Regions from separate parts of the Homo sapiens genome. Here region 1 is linked to region 2. A link is a loop called in an ENCODE intact Hi-C map of the cell type or tissue named here. Cell type or tissue: HepG2. All regions are shown on one strand.

Evidence for each region. Peaks named below come from ENCODE experiments on the same cell type or tissue, not always from the same donor. Only the 100,000 strongest peaks of a DNase experiment are listed, where the experiment ranks them.
Region 1: it touches region 2 in a loop (5-fold over the local background); 6 of 110 quality-filtered maps call a loop at or near these places.

What each region holds. Positions count from the first base shown.
Region 1 is chr6:28,471,140-28,479,139 of GRCh38, forward strand. It overlaps TRT-TGT1-1 (tRNA-Thr (anticodon TGT) 1-1), which reads right to left and starts at 3,486; the gene lies at 3,413-3,486. It overlaps TRL-AAG4-1 (tRNA-Leu (anticodon AAG) 4-1), which reads right to left and starts at 7,565; the gene lies at 7,484-7,565. It also overlaps the pseudogene TRNAL47P. In HepG2, no CTCF peak of the experiment used is centred here; a DNase peak (open chromatin) is centred at 3,432; H3K4me3 peaks cover 1,258 bases; H3K27me3 peaks cover 1,790 bases.
Region 2 is chr6:28,538,648-28,546,647 of GRCh38, forward strand. TRR-TCG5-1 (tRNA-Arg (anticodon TCG) 5-1) reads right to left here and starts at 4,539; the gene lies at 4,467-4,539. It overlaps LOC107986586 (a long non-coding RNA gene), which reads right to left and starts at 6,350. Exons shown (of 3, transcript XR_001744073.2): 1 at 6,265-6,350; 2 at 5,696-5,785; 3 at 4,414-4,553. RefSeq lists an enhancer at 5,327-5,909. In HepG2, a CTCF peak has its summit at 4,098 (motif pointing left); DNase peaks (open chromatin) are centred at 4,104 and 4,484; H3K4me3 peaks cover 2,129 bases.

The DNA of each region.
Region 1 (8,000 bases), 68 kb before region 2:
GTCACAGGAACCTAAACAGAGCCCAACTATCTTCTAGAGTTGGGGAGTTAGCATTCAAGGAAGCCAAAGTAACTAAAATTCACGGGCAAAGTACCAAGGAGAAGAGGGCTACAGAGAGGGAGAGTTCTGAAGATCTGCAGAGGTTCTTTGGCAATTAGAAAGACTTTTAGTTGAGTTCTATGTCCCTTGACATACCCTCATCATCGTGTTGTTTCTGAGCACTTTCATACTTTCTGGCACTACAAGATTCTCCAGGCTCATCTTGTATATTTCCTACCCAGTCCTACAATTCACCACTTCTCCAAGGAGCCCTGGTTCCTTTTATTGGAAAACAGTTTTAGAAACCAAGATCTGGGCAATAGATGTCCTTATTGGTAATGGGATATTGTTGCCTTTAGGCCCTCTCAGCTGACAGACCAACAAAATACATGCATGTGTGTTTCATGTGTACATACATAATATGTATACATATTATATACACACAAATATCTATAAATATATATCCATTTGTATCTATATTAAGCTAAATTTGAGTTCATACTGATATCTCCAATTTTAATCCATTACCACCTGTATCATTCTAGCCTTCTTCCCTTGCTTGTCTATAAAATTTCCCTCCCAAAGTGAGAAGCCTGGCTCTCACCATCTAGCATTCATTTATTTAGTTGTTCAATTCCAGTACCCATGTAGAGGGGTTTCAGAATTTTTAATCCATACTCCCCTGGTAAACGACTTAATCAACTAGAGTACAATGTTATATACAGTTCTTTTTGACTTTAGTCTTGCAGACTCTACTATATTTCCAAATTTACTTAGTTCAGCAGCTTTCTACTCTACTTCCTTCAATGAAGTTGTTTTATAGATTTGTAACACAGGTATATTCTTTTGTCACAGTATGAGTTCCATCCTGGGATGCTGATAGGAGAATCTTTTTAATAGGTGATGTATAAGAAAACCGTTTGCTCCCAAGGCCTATTATTTTGGTTACTTTTTCAGCAAGTTCCAGCATATGTCTAGTTTTGGGGCAAATAATTTGTGATTATCAGTAAGTTTTGAAGTATTGAGACTATCGGATGCAACTTTTAAAATATGTTAGGTCAACTATTCCATAGTATGTAAAATCATTACAACTGTATAAGAAAACAGCTGTGGCCGGGCGCAGTGTCTCATGCCTGTAATCCCAGCACTTTGGGAGGCCGAGGCGGGTGGATCACGAGGTCAGGAGATTGAGACCATCCTGGCTAACACGGTGAGACCCCATCTCTACTAAAAAAACAAAAAAAAGTACAAAAAAAAGAAAACAGTTGCAAAATCGTGTGGATTGTCTACTGCGTTTTTGAATAAATAAAAATAATGAAATTGGCCACTATGATCATATGCAGCCAGAATCTATTACATTATGATGTGCTACAATTATTTTCTGAATACACAGTGTTCCACTGTCAATGACAGTTGTTTGATGTTTTCTTCATTGTTTTTCTATTCTACAAATAATTTATTATCCAGATGTAGTCTTTTGATAGCAGTTTGAGATTCAGAAATTTCACAAAAAGCAAATAAAACAGAAGCATAATTCTATCTGTTAAACAGATATGTTGCTAAACTTAGAAATGCTTTGAGGTGTTTCTACATATCCAAATACTTGGTGGCCATAATCAAAAGCACACTGAATGCACCAAAATGCATATTTATGAACCAAATTTTTTGTGCATAGCATAATTTAATTCAGAGAAGAGCTTTTAGGCATGTAATTTAATCATGATGATCCTGATTTTTATTATTGTGTAAATTTCTATATATGTTTGCTACCTCAATTAGAATATATGAGGCTAACATTTTTATGCACTCTCTTAAATATTTTATTTAACTGTTGATCTATTTCCCTAATTATTTTAAAATTCTGTATTGTTTCTGTACATATATGAATAGAAAAAAAGATAGTTTTTTTTTACTTGCTAGTAGAAGTTAGTAAATTGTTAAGCTTTGGGATTTTTATCATAAAATGAAATAAGAGCTTAAAGTGTGGTTTAAAGAACGAAACACTTGGCCCCAAAAAAGTTTGTTCAAATAATAATAATAATGCTGACCCTTATTGAAAGCATTTTTGTTAAAAAGTAATTTATTTGTATTTATTCTTGAAAACATTCTTATAACAATTCCATTATCATTAAACAAACAAGGGAAGTGAAGCCCAGTGAAGTTATGTAGTTTGCCAAAACTACATAGTTATTAAAGAGGACAGCTGAGGGATGTACGCAGGCATTCTGATATGACTTCGAATGGATCCCTGTCCAGGGTCGGGATCTAATGAGGGGCAGCATGTAATAGGGTGCAGCAAAGGTAAAGTTGAAAGTCAATTCACTGTTTAAGGATGTTACCTAGGGTTGTTAGAATAACATGGCGATCAGAGTCATCCTAAGATCACTTCTCATAAAAGATAAAGGAAAACAAAAAATAGATCTGCTAGTGCCTTATAAGAAGGGCATAGAAATCTTGGTTTCTACTCATACACTCCTCGTCTTCTTTGTTTGCTTAATTTTTCTCCATAGAATTCACCACAATCTGACATAATATTTATTTTATGTTTTTATCTATTCATTATCTTCCATACTCTTCTAGATAATAAGGTCCATGAGGGTAAGATTTTTTTGGGGTGGAGGGATGGTGAGGGGTTGGCATTTATTAAACTGCCTTACCCCTGGCACTTGGAGCAGTACCTTGCACATAGAAGGCAGTCAATACGTCTGTGTTGAATTAACGGTCAAAATAATGAGATATGCAAACACATGCAAATGAAACTAATCAAGTAAGGTTGGCCCTTATTAGCTTTGGATGTTTGAAAATTTTCTTTGATTTGCTCTATTCCTTCAGCACTTTTGTTCCAGCCCCAGAGATGCACCAGCCTCTGGCAAATATAGCTTCTAACTGGCTGTCACTATAAAGTGTTCCTAGTTCATTTTATAAGAGGGTTAACAGGGTTTTAAAAATTATTTTCCTCCTGTTCTCTTCAAAAGGCAAGTAGGACCCTGCAAATATGCTAATTTCCCATCTGTTTTATGGTAGACTTATTAATTTATGGTAGTATATTAATTTATATGAACTCTTCTGAAATCAGCCAAAGAGCTGGACATTATTGGATTCTAGGGATGACATAATCTACATCTACATAGGTTTTGAATCTGTGCATACACAGAGAAGCTCAATAAATATTTGTTGGAAAAAAAGATCTGCTGCCAGAATTTAATTCAAAACTTCACAAAGTTCTCATTTTCTTCTTTGAGCCTGGGAATTTTGCCTTCACATAACCTATAATTGATTGCATTAGAACTTGCAGTATAGTGAATACAGTGGAAGATTTAGGTACAGTCGAGGTTAATGAAGAACTGGCTTTCTAGTGAAAATGAAAACCTTAAGGCTCTACTGGGATTCGAACCCAGGATCTCCTGTTTACAAGACAGGCGCTTTAACCAACTAAGCCATAGAGCCTACATGTGCAGTGAAGTTGCCTATTGAATCTATTCCTGCTTTTAAGTAAAAGATTCTTGGCATAGCGTCTCTACAGTCTGCAACAGTTTGCCGTGAGAGAAGGGGCAAACTCCAAAAATACGTTTTGCTTACTTAGATGCACTGCGGAACTAATACAAACGAAAAAATTTTCGGGCAGCTTAAATGTTAGGACCATTAATGCTTCAGCTAGTCCAAGGATAACCACAAGTAAAAGTCAAGGCTACTTAGTTTGTCCAAATGTGATAAAGTTTCCTAAAATTAAATTTTGCAGGTGCTACTCTTTATCATTTTAATGATTCGTCGTTCCAATGTCCTAAGGGAAAACCTCTAACAAAAGAAGTCCACAAGAGACTCGTAGGCTACCGAGTTGGGCGTATGGTGTTCTGACAGTCATTTGCACTCAGGAGGCAGCTATTTGGAGGACCGGAGCGTCAACCCCTTCCCAATGTGAGCATCGCTCTAGAGATTGTCTTCTGGGCTTATTTTTCTTTAGACTTGATCTCAGCTCGCTCTCAGGACCAGTCAGGTTCTATTTTATAATATCTTACTTCTCTGGGCTGCACTTGGCAAGACAGGGGAATCGGTTTGAATGTGTCTCTGGGTTAGGAAAGGTTAATACATTTAGAGCTGATTAAAGGAAACTTCCGAACGTTCTCTGGAATCTCAGTCTTGTTTCCAAAATGAATTATTTGAGCAATTAATTCTGAAGTTTCTACCAAGATTTATAATTACAGAGCTCAGGGCGAAAATCAGAAATCACCTTCATTTCTTTGCCACAAAAGCAATAAGGAAAATTATCCTGGGATTTAGATGGGAATTCCTTTGGATTGCTAGATAAATTTTAGGGAGAACTGATAAACTTTTAATCCATACATATGGCATAACATTCAATTTATTCTTTTATTAAATTTATTCCTATAAATTTGATGTTTATGTTATTATAAATTATACTTTAAAATTTTTTATTTCTACTTTTTTTTTTTTTTTTGGAGACAAGATCTTACTCTGTCACCCAGGCTGGAGTGCAATAGCGCGATCTCGGCTCACTGCAACCTCTGCCTCCCAGGTTCAAGAGATTCTTGTGCCTCAGCCTCCCGAGTAGCTGGGATTACAGGCACATGCCACCACGCCCAGCTAATTTTTTTGTATTTTTTGGTAGAGACGGAGTTTCACCATGCTGCTCAGGCCGGTCTCGAACTCCTGACCTCAAGTGATCCGCCCGCCTTGGCCTCCCATAGTGCTAGGATTACAGGCGTGAGCCACCGCGCCCAGCCCTTGTTTACAGCTGGTGTTTAAAAGTACAATTCATTTTTATATTTACCCTGCATAAAGACACCTTATTAAATTTAGTTATTAATTCTAATAGTTTGTAGATTTTGAATCTTCCACAGACACAATTTTAATAAAGGATTACATTTATTAGATTTTAAAAATAAAGGAAATCACCTTCATTTCTATCTATGCCTGAAATGAGGTTGACAGCAGACACAATAAAATCTGTTGTCACCAGTCAGTGCAACTAATTTAATAATAAAAGCTTAAATTAGTTACAACTTTGTATTACTTTTAGAAAATTAAAAATAACAAATATTTGTATTTATAAAAACATTAACAGGGATTGCTAATATGTTTGAGGCTGACTCTGCTGCTTCATAAATAGAATAGTAAACAACAGACATACTGAATTCCCACACTTGAATCTTCTGTCAATGTATGCCTTGAGTAAATGACATGCTCAGGTATTATGAGAGAGTGAACAAACCATTGTTAGGCCACCAAAATAGTTTTTTTTCTCCAATGGAAACACTCAAAAGTTGAGAGAAAAAAATGGTTAAGACTGTAATCATTGGCAACTTAAATCAATAGAAATAGGCAGATTATTCAAAACATGTGTTGGGCTAATTGGACAGCCACTTAGGAAAAGAAAAGCTTAAAGCTATGAGACTAAAATAAATTCCAAATACAAGCAAATTGTAAAAGTAAAGAATGAAACAAACCCACAGTTATAATTACTAGAAATTCCAAGACAGAAATTTTATATAACTTTGGTACAGAAAACTAATTTTTTACACAAAATTCAGAGACAATGAGAGTTTAACATAATTCACTGCATTAAACAACATTTAAAAAATTCCACTGGGATGTACCCTCATCCCCTCAAAAAAGGCATAAACACAGTGACAAAACATCAAGTAAAACTGGGGGGGAAAATATTTGTAACTTATGTTTTAAAGAGTTAATTTTATTCATTTCTATCTGTTGCCTGAGATAAGGTTGATAGCAGACACAATAAAATCTGTTGTTCCCAGTTGGTGCAACCAATTTAATAATAAAAGCAATATAGAAGTAAGAAGTAAAAGAAGTTTAAAAAATGAAACTATAGAAATACAGTGAGATAATGTCTTTAACATATCAGATTGGCAAACAACAGCAAAACAAAAACAGTTGTTTGTGGTAGTGTGCCGAATAGCACTTAAAGATGTTGAATTAGTTTTCTGTAGCTTCTGTAACAAATTACAGTACCACAAACTTGATGGCCTAAAATAAGTGACTTCTTTTCTCACAGTTCTGGAGGCCAAAAGTCCAAACTCAGTATCACTGGTTTGAAATCAAGGTGTTGGCAGGGCTATGCTCCCTCCGGAGGCTCTAGGGAAGAATATGTCCTTACCTTTTCCCAGCCTCTGGTGGCTGCTCGCATTCCTTGGCTGGTGGTGGCATTGCTTCTATCTGTGTCCGTGTGGTCACATTGTCTTCTTCTCTTCTGTAACTGTATAATCTCCCTGTGCCTCTCCCTATTAAAGGCACTTGTGATGGTATTTGAGCTCCACTTGGATAATCCAGGATAATTTCTTCATCTTTAACTTTTTCTCCGAAGACCCCCCTTTTGGGGGTCTGTGCAAAGTAAGGTAATATTCAGAGATTCCAAGAATTAGAGCATGGATATCTTTTGGGGCATTTTTCATTCAATCACAGGCACTGACATTCTTATTCCTCCATCTACAATCTATGTGATTTAGACGACTGTGATTATGTGATTAATCGGTCACAACTCCAATTTTCTTTTCTGTAAAATGTGGATTATATGAACATCCTTATATATTATTGAGATTATTCTATGACTCAATATATGTAAAGAATTTATGACAATATCTGGGGCTTAGTTGGAGCTAAATGACTGATAATTGTCATTATTACAATGTTCTGTGCTGGTCAGGGTGTTGAGGAAACAGGTCCTTTCTGGGCCCTATAGGAGAATAAATTAGTAATATTTAGGGAAGGAGAATAAGGCAAGAGCCACCAAAATCATCATCACATACATATGATTTGATTTAGCGATTGCATTCTTAGAACGTTTTCTAATCCCAGGCACTTATTAAATGCGGATATACAAGTTAATTTATTGCAACATTATTTATATTGTTAAAAATGGCTGCTGAAATAAATTCAGATACATTTATAAAACTAAATGCTATACAGACAAAACAAAGAGGGAAGAGGCTCTTTCTTTGTTGACATGGAAATTGCTGCAACATACATAAAGTGAAAAAGGCAAGGTGTAATAGAATGGGTTTGGAAAGCGTATTTATAGTGAAAAAACTATATGCAAAGAATATGCCTTTAATAGAACTCCAGATTTTAATATGGTTGGTTGCCTGAGGGTCCAGAATTGGGTGTCCGGCAGGATGGGGTGGGGGCACAAATAGACTGTCATTATGTATGTATTCTTGAATTTTTGTAATTTTGAATCATGTGAGTTGTACTTTTTGTATGAGCATTTTTAAAACATAAAAAGGAACATACTCCCTTGGAGAGGAGGTCTTAGAAATAACTGATGGCAGTCTGATTTTGCAGCTGCTATTTGGTTTTCAACCTACCATTATCAGGATTAAATACCTACCTTGTGCTCGCAGTGGAAAATGTTTTTCTTGCAAATCTCAATGAGCTTTAGATATCCCTACTAATTTTGCAATAAACCTGGCAGCGGTGGGATTCAAACCCACGCCCCCGAAGAGACTGGAGCCTTAATCCAGCGTCTTAGACCACTCGGCCACGCTACCACGCTAGTCCAGTATTAGGACTCATCTTAATGATTTAAAAGACACAAGATTATTCTGCGTCTTACTATTTTTTTTTCTCAGAGCATTTCTACACAAATGATTCCGTAGCGGTCTCAACTACCGATAAAATCTACAAATAGGTTCCTAGTCCCAGTCCTTTGTCCTGCAGCTGAGATTTGCATTTGTCTCCCATGCTGTTTCTAATACCTGAGAGTAAAGGGACAGGAAGCCAGTACCTAATATCCAACAAATCCCAAGAGAATCGGTTCTTAAGAACATGATTAGAAATCCCACGCCTAGGCCGACGCAGCACGGGGACTCTGAGGACTCTGAGATCGAGTCTCCAGTTTGTCAGCTGCGTTTGGGGGTCTGGAGCAAGATGTTATTTTTGATGTTTGCAACCAGAAAACAGAGGAGCTGTCATCCCCATCCACC
Region 2 (8,000 bases):
AAAACAAGACCTACAGACCAACTTGAATTAACACTTGTTTAAAAAAAAAAGTGATAGTGGATAATTTACTTAAACAAGATGTACAATGAACATATCAATAGGAGGGCTATTCACCGTGTTGTTTGATAATAAATTAACAATTGATTAACAGCTGCAAGTTCCTCCCATCCCTGTATGCATATCCCTCTGTAATGTGTGTGCGTATGTGTGTTTGTTTTGTTTTGTTTTTTCAAGACAGGGTTTTGCTCTGTCCCCCAGGCTGGAGTGCAGTGGTGCAATCTTGGCTCATTGCAACCTCCACCTCCTGGGTTCAAGCGATTCTTGTGCCTCAGCTGCTCAAGTAGCTGGGATTACAAGCATGCGCCACCATGCATGGCTAATGTTTGTATTTTTATAGTAGTAGAGTCAGGGTTTCGCCATATTGCCCAGGCTGTTCTTGAACTCCTGAGCTCAAGTGGTCCGCCTGCCTCAGCCTCCCAAAGTGCTGCGATTACAGGCGTGAGCCAGCACACCAGGTCTGTAATGTGATTTGGCAGCAGCTTTCATCAAGAGGCCAAGTCTGTTTCCCTCCCTGTTGTATGTGAGTTGACTTTGTGATTTGCTTTGACCAACAGAATTCTGTGAAATGATGTAGAAATGGTGGTGTAGGAGTTCTAAAATTAGGCCTCAAGAAACCTTGTCACTCACCTCTTAGAACCTTCATACCAAGTTGGTACAAGATGCTGGAAACCTCATCAAGCATCTTAGGTGGAAGACCACATGGAGAAAGAGTCTCAGCTATCTCAGCCATCCCAGGCAGTCCAGCTGACACCCCACACATGTTAGTGGGACCATCTTGGACCATCCAATCTCAGTCAAGCTGCCAGATGACTACAGTCATATGAGTGACCCAAGACAAAATCAACAAAAGAATTGCCCAGCTAAACACAGCTCCAATCATTGACCTGAAGAATTATAAACAGAAGAAACAATTGTTGTTTTAAGCCACTAAATTTGAGTAAGGTTTGTTACACAGATATAAATGATGGATATAAGCACTAAGCACAGTTCTGAGCACAAAGTAAGAGCCTAGGGTAAGTTAGGAGTTTATGACTTTTGGGGATCTTCTCATTGCCCCAAGAAGTGGGTCTTCTCTCCTCTTGCCACAACACGGAAACTCCAGAATTGTTTGGAATCCTGGGTTGTTCAAATTGATCCTTGGAGTAAGCTTCTGACTCCTTGTGTCCTTGCACCAAGCTCAGAGTTCCTGCTCTGAAAGACCTAGAGCTTCCAGATCTCTAGAGTGAGTTGAGGTATGAATGGATAGAGGTGTCCTACAGTCCTTGCCTGATTTTGTAAACTAAACTGCAGAGTCCACAGTCCTTTCTAGCTGCATTTTCCTAGTGCTGGCTGTTCTTTTGGTAGGTGTGCTGATTTGCCTTGTCACCCGTGACAAGGAGAAAAGGGTTTGATATCCATATTGAGAGACATTTGAATATTTATTTTTAAATAATTGTAGTAGTTTAGAGATGCCAGACAGTCATACTTGGTAGCTTGTTTCCAGTTTGCCTAATATTTTTTTCAAGAAAATTCCATAACGGACAATTCTTATGTGTCACATACTTGTCATCATGGTGGCTAGAAGCAGAGTATACAGTTCTGTTTTCCAGAAATTCCTGAGTAGCTTCCCACCAGGCAAGATACCAGAATCAGGCAAAAAAAATTTTCTTTTTTGCTTTGGATTTTAAACTAAATCTGAACAGAAAGCAGCATCTGTGTATTTTATTTAGAAATGTTTCCTTTGATAGAAGGAAGAGTTGAAAATGACAATTGAACAATGTCATAAATTATGACAGAAAGAATTTCCTGTCTAATTTATTAGTCAAACTATCAATCAAAACTGAGTATGTTATAAAGCCATTTGTAGACAGAGTCACCCTCTCAGAAAATTCCTAGAGGTTATTCTCCATCAAAATGATACAACACTAAAAAAAGGAAAACATAAGGGTCCAAAACAGGAAGAAGGCAAAGTATATCCCAGGTCGGTGGAAGAAAAGCCCCAAGAAGACACCTGTGTAACATGCCTAGAGAACAACCAGTCCAGATTGAAGCAGGGATACAAAGGCTCCAGAGAGGAGACCACTAAGGAAAATATTAAAATTGATAGGTTCTTTGAGGTATTTCACTATATTGAGAGTTGCTTAAATTCAAGGAAAATCAGTTGAGAATGAATTGGTTACATGATCATAAAAGATAAAGAAAAAGTAAAAGGCAGTTAATAACTTTGCAGAAAACTAAAAGGCACATAAGAAATATAATCATAGTACTATATAGCACAGCTGTGAATAATTTTTTATAACCAATAAACCCTGAATTTAGAATTATGATGAAATTAAGTAGGAAGGATGAGGGAGGGGAAATATATATGCAGGGATGAGTAATGTATGAGAGGTACCTCCAGAGATTGACTTTCAACATGAAGTGAAAAGAGCTCTGCAGACCAGCTTCCAAGTGAAACTGGTGAAAATTATTTTTTTCAAATCAACCATTTAAAAGTCTCTGGCAAAGTGCTGGCCGTAGTAGCTCACGCCTGTAATCCCAGCACTTTGGGAGGCTGAGGCGGGTGGATCACGAGGTCAGGAGTTCGAAGCGAGCCTGGCCAGCATGGTGAAACCCTGTCTCTACTAAAAATACAAACTTATCTGGGCACGGTGGTGGGTGCCTGTAGTCCCAGCTATTCAGGAGGCTGAGGCAAGAGAATTGCTTGAACCTCAAAATAATGATAATGAATGAAAGAATTTTTTTAAGAGTCCATACTGTATGATCCCACTCACATGAAATTCTGAAAACTATGAACATGTAATGATGGAAAGCATATCTGGTTGTAAGAGGGGAACAGGGCTTACAAGAGGGCAGGAGGAAGCTTTTGGGGGTGATGTCTATGTTCATTATCTTTATTGTACTGGTCGTTTCATGATTACACATGTTATACATATATGATTGCATATATGTGTAAAACTTACACATAGTTTAAACTTGTGCAGTTTATTGCATGGGAATTATGCCTCAATAAAACTGTTTAGAGTACATTGTCTGGAAAAATATCATGAAGCCATTCTGCAAGTATAGTTGTGGGTCTTTTCCCTCTTTTTTCTTTTTTCTATACTATGGAGGAGATCGTGTCTTGTTGGATTTCTTGTTTGTTTGTTTTTGTTTTGAGAAGGGGTCTCAGTCTGTCGCCAGGCTGAAGTGTAGTGGTGCGATCTCGGCTCACTGCAACCTCCGCCTCCCGGGTTCAAGCGATTCTCCTGCCTCAGCCTCCCCAGTAGCTGAGATTACAGGCGCCCGCCACCACGTCCAGCTAGCTAATTTTTTCTATTTTTAGTAGAGAAAGGGTTTCACCATATTGGCCGGGATGGTCTCAGTTTCCTGACCTCGTAAACCCTGGGTAAGTGATGGGACATGGGGTTTTCTCAGTAGGAAGATGTTTGACAACTTTTTCAATTTATTTCGTAGTTTAACTATTCATTATTGCTATTCCTTCTTGAATCGTACTTAATAGTCATGTCGTCCTAATAATTTCTCCATTTCATAAAAGTATTCAAATGTATTTGGCCAGATTCTTTCCCCTTTTGTTTTGTTTTAACGTTTACTGGTTTAATTTTTTTTGTTGTTCTATTTTTTATATCTTCCTGACCAGACAATTGTTTTGACTTTCACTGGTTTATTATAAAGGGCATTACAAAGGCTCTCTTTCGCCTTTTGGAGAAACTGCTTCCTCTTCTTCAAGATCTTTTCCTGGCTCGCCTCTTCTCCTGTTTTCAGGTCTCTGTTAACACCTTGGTTCCTCAGATATTGCGGACAGTCTAATTCGCCCCGCGACGTGAGGGAGAACCCAGGAGCGGGCTCCGGTAGAGAAAGAAGCTTCCGGTCAACGACCACATCCACCTGAATCATGAGCAGGTTTTAAGGCGTGTGTTTCTTCAGCTCCTCTAAATTTTAGAAAGGGGGCGATATTTAAACTGACCTCAAAAAGACAAGGCTCTCAAGTTACACTCTTTTGTGTGTCTGCGAGTCAAACTTGTAGCGCCTACTGGGGACCAGTGGAAACGTGATGGTCGCCCCCTGCGGGACCAGGTGAATAAAGCTCCTTAAGATGCATTCAACTGAGTTCCCTGAGCCCATTCAACAGGCGGGAAGAGGATACTCCCGGACCAGGGCTCACGCTTTCTCCATCCCACCCCGGACTCCAGGCACCTGTGTGCCAGCCTGGCCAAGCGTTTCCTCCAAAGTACAAACAGCTGAAAGGTGGTGTGCTGGCCCCACCTGAATCACTCGCAACTCCAAAGAGGTGTGTGATGCAACTTCCCATTTCCACGGGAAAGGACTGCAGAGAATTCACGTTCACTTTCGGAAATTAATTGGATGCTATAATTTTGTGGTGTGGGAGGTTGTGCAGTCTTGTTTTAGAGTGAAAAAGGGAGAATCAACCACGAAGGGATTCGAACCCTCAATCTTCTGATCCGAAGTCAGACGCCTTATCCATTAGGCCACGTGGTCCCATGGCTTAGCAACTGCAAAAAATATGAGAAATGTTGTAAGATTGGCTATTAACCTGGATTTTATATATATATTGTATGGTTCTACTTATATGACATGATTTCTGTTGTTAACCTAATTTCAAAGATAGTGTAAATTATACAAAAGCTAAATAACTTGCCAGTGTCACACAATAACAAGGTAATGCAAAGTGAGTATTTGGATTTTCTCCAAACTCCTACCCTTAACTTGACACCAAATGTTACACCAAATTTTGCACATGCACCACGTTGCTTCTCTCAGCTGGTGACAAAAAGTTGTAAAGAAAGGGAAAAAGAAAAGCATTGAATGTCTCTCTATAATCACTACTACACATGATCAGTTTGCATTCAGCATTGAGACCCTCTGGAAATAAATGAAAATCACCAGGTGAACGAGAAAGACCCCCTCAGGCGACCTTCTCAGCTTGGCGTCCAATTCAGCTGCAACAGCTGCAATTAGCATTAAATAGAGGCATCTTCCTAGGCCTGGCTCCGCTTGGTAACCAAAACTAGGCCCTGCTGAATAGTCTCTAGTGAGACGTTTGTTAAAAGCCCAAGAGTATAGCGGGCACTTAGAGAATAATGTAGAAAATGCGTATCATCTTGTGCAACCACTCGGTGGTGGCGCTGAGTGGTAGAGGGGGCAGGAGCCAGGCTTTAGGCCCGGAAAGTTGCAGTTCGAACCACTTCGTAGTGGTTGTTTTCATTTCAGTTCTTCATTTGACCCAGCCATCCTTGACTGGCAGCATTCTGACCTCCCACTAGTGATGTGCCGGTGGGAAACACACAGGAAGGAAAGGCGCGCGCGAGGCCTGCCCCCGGAACGAACGACGCCTGCGTGGACACCCTCCTGTGAGTGCCGGAGGCGTGGTGAAAGCAACGGGGTGCATTTGGTGGTCTCATTCCCCATTACTGGGAACTCTTTGAGAGCCTGATTTGAGTCTTTATGGGACCTCCCTCTTCATCCTGGCTTCCGGCTCTCTCAAAGTCTGTTACACAGATTTTTCATATTCCAGAAGGGCTGGAGAAACATATATTTACTGAAAAGCTCTTCTATTCAGCAACTGCATCCTGAGGAGGCTGCGCTCTCTTTCTCTTGCCCTCCACGAAAGCACCACCCGGATTCTCTCACCCACCTGGTCAAAGTGTCAGCTTGCAGGGATCTGTTCTTAACCCAGCCTGAAGGGGTTCAGTGAACACCTAGGAACCAAACTTACTCTTGAGACCTAAAAGATAAGAAAGAATTAGTTTCAAAAGAAAAAAAGTGCAGAAAGAGGCTGCACGTTGTGGCTCACGCCCGTAATCCCAACACTTTGGGAGGCCAAGACGCGGTAGGGGGGTGGGGGAGTGGAGGGGAGAGTTGGAGGGGGAAGTTGGAGGGGGGAGTTGGAGGGGGGAATTGGCGGGGGGCGGGGGGGGATTGCCTAAGGCCAGGAGTTTGAGACCATCCTGGGCAACATAGCGAAACTTCTCTCTCTCTTCTCTCTTAAAAAAAAAAAAGCCAAATAGATGATCCAGCAGATGGATCAGTATGTGCAATGGTATAAAAAATTTTGCCCAATTAATTTGAAAATTAAAACAGTAAATTCTGCAAAAGTTATCAGTTATGAAATTCGATTCAAGAGGAAATAGCAAGTAACTGTTACATAAATTGAATAGTCAAAAATTGTCCTACAGAGAAAGTCCTAAACCCAGATATTTTCACCTGAAAGTTCTTCAAAACAATCCAGGGAGAATAATTTCAATTGGATACAAACTTTTCCAAACGTAGTGACAGAGGGAAGACTTTTCACCTCATTTTCACCTTCATCCTAATACCAAACCAGAAAAAGACAATGAGAGAAAGAAAAATCACAGGTCAATCTCATTAACGAACATAAAATCAGAAATAATAATAATAAAAAAAAGCTGAATCCACCAATGTTTAAAAATCATAACAAATCCAGATTTATACCAAAAGCAGGATGTCAATTTAACGTGAGAAGAACAGTGTTATGATTCAGTACATTAAGAAATTAAAGGAAAAAAATAAGTTCACCTCAAAAGAGGCAGAAAAACATTGGATAAATTTCACTGTCTGCTCACAATGCAACTGTTAACAATCTAGAAATAGAAGGAAATTTCTTTTACTTAATTTTTAAAAGATAAAAATAATCTACAAAAAACAACTCTTAAAGGTAAAAAGTTTAAAACACTTTACTTGAGATTGGGACTACAAGTGGTATACCAGGAATTGCGACTTCCATTCCTTCCCAGACAAAAGGAAAGTTAAAAAGTTATAATTCTTAGAAAGGAAGAAACAGAACTATCTTTTCTTTCTGTTTTTTCTTTAACAGATTGTTTGTGTGCAAAATTAACAAATTTAAAATTAAATTATTATATTATTAAGAGTCTTAACACATTTTCCCTTGATAGCTGTAACAATTTATGAAAGCAATGACATGCAATGCAGAAAAACCTAGAAGTCACAGGAAATGAGATATTTTGATATTTCAATTAAAAAAACACAAAAATATGGCATAATTTCATTTATAGAAACTACAAACTAAGCATCCTAAAATATCTATTGTTTATGGATACAAATATAATTAGTAAAGCTAACAAATAAGAGCAAGAGAATGATTATTTCAAACATTATTATAGTGGTTATATCAGCATGAGAATGAGAGAGATATACTATAGAGTGGGGTAAATGGAGTTTCTAAAATAATGGTAATGCTGTCTTTCTTAATGTGACTTCATATTTTTTAAGAAAATTTTTAATTGCAGTATAAGAAACATACAGAAAAGTGCCCAAATACAAGTATATATAGATCATTGAATGTATATGAAGAGAATGTATCTTTGAACTCCCACCCAGATCTTCTGTTTCAATGTATTGCCACTGTTTCCATCAAATAAGATCCCAGAACTAAGTTTTGTCACTTGAGCTGTGTCAAGAGATAGAAAATTATCAGTCCCTCCAGAAGCCACCCTCATGCCCCCTCTTAATCACATTCTCCATAAGGATAACCATTTTCTTGACATCTAATATCATCTTTGAATTTTGCATATTTTCATACTCCATATAAATAGGATTATATAATAAATACTCTCTTATGCCTGGCTTCTTTTATGCAGGAATATGTGAAATTCATCCATGTTGTTGCATTTAACAATTGTTCTTTCTCACTGCTGTGTATATATTCCGCAATATGAATATACCAATTTTTTATGTTTGTTTACCCATTCTGCTGGTGATGGATGTTTGGGTTGTTTCCAGTTTGGGGATATTATAAACCGTACCTGTAGGAAAACTCTTGGACTTGCTTTTTTTTTTTGGCATATATGTGCACAAGTTTTACTGGGTATTAAAATAAAGAGAATAAATCGATTTTTAATGTTTGCTGACAGCTTTCAAAACCCATTATTCTCTTTGATCTATCTGCCTCACATTTAGGT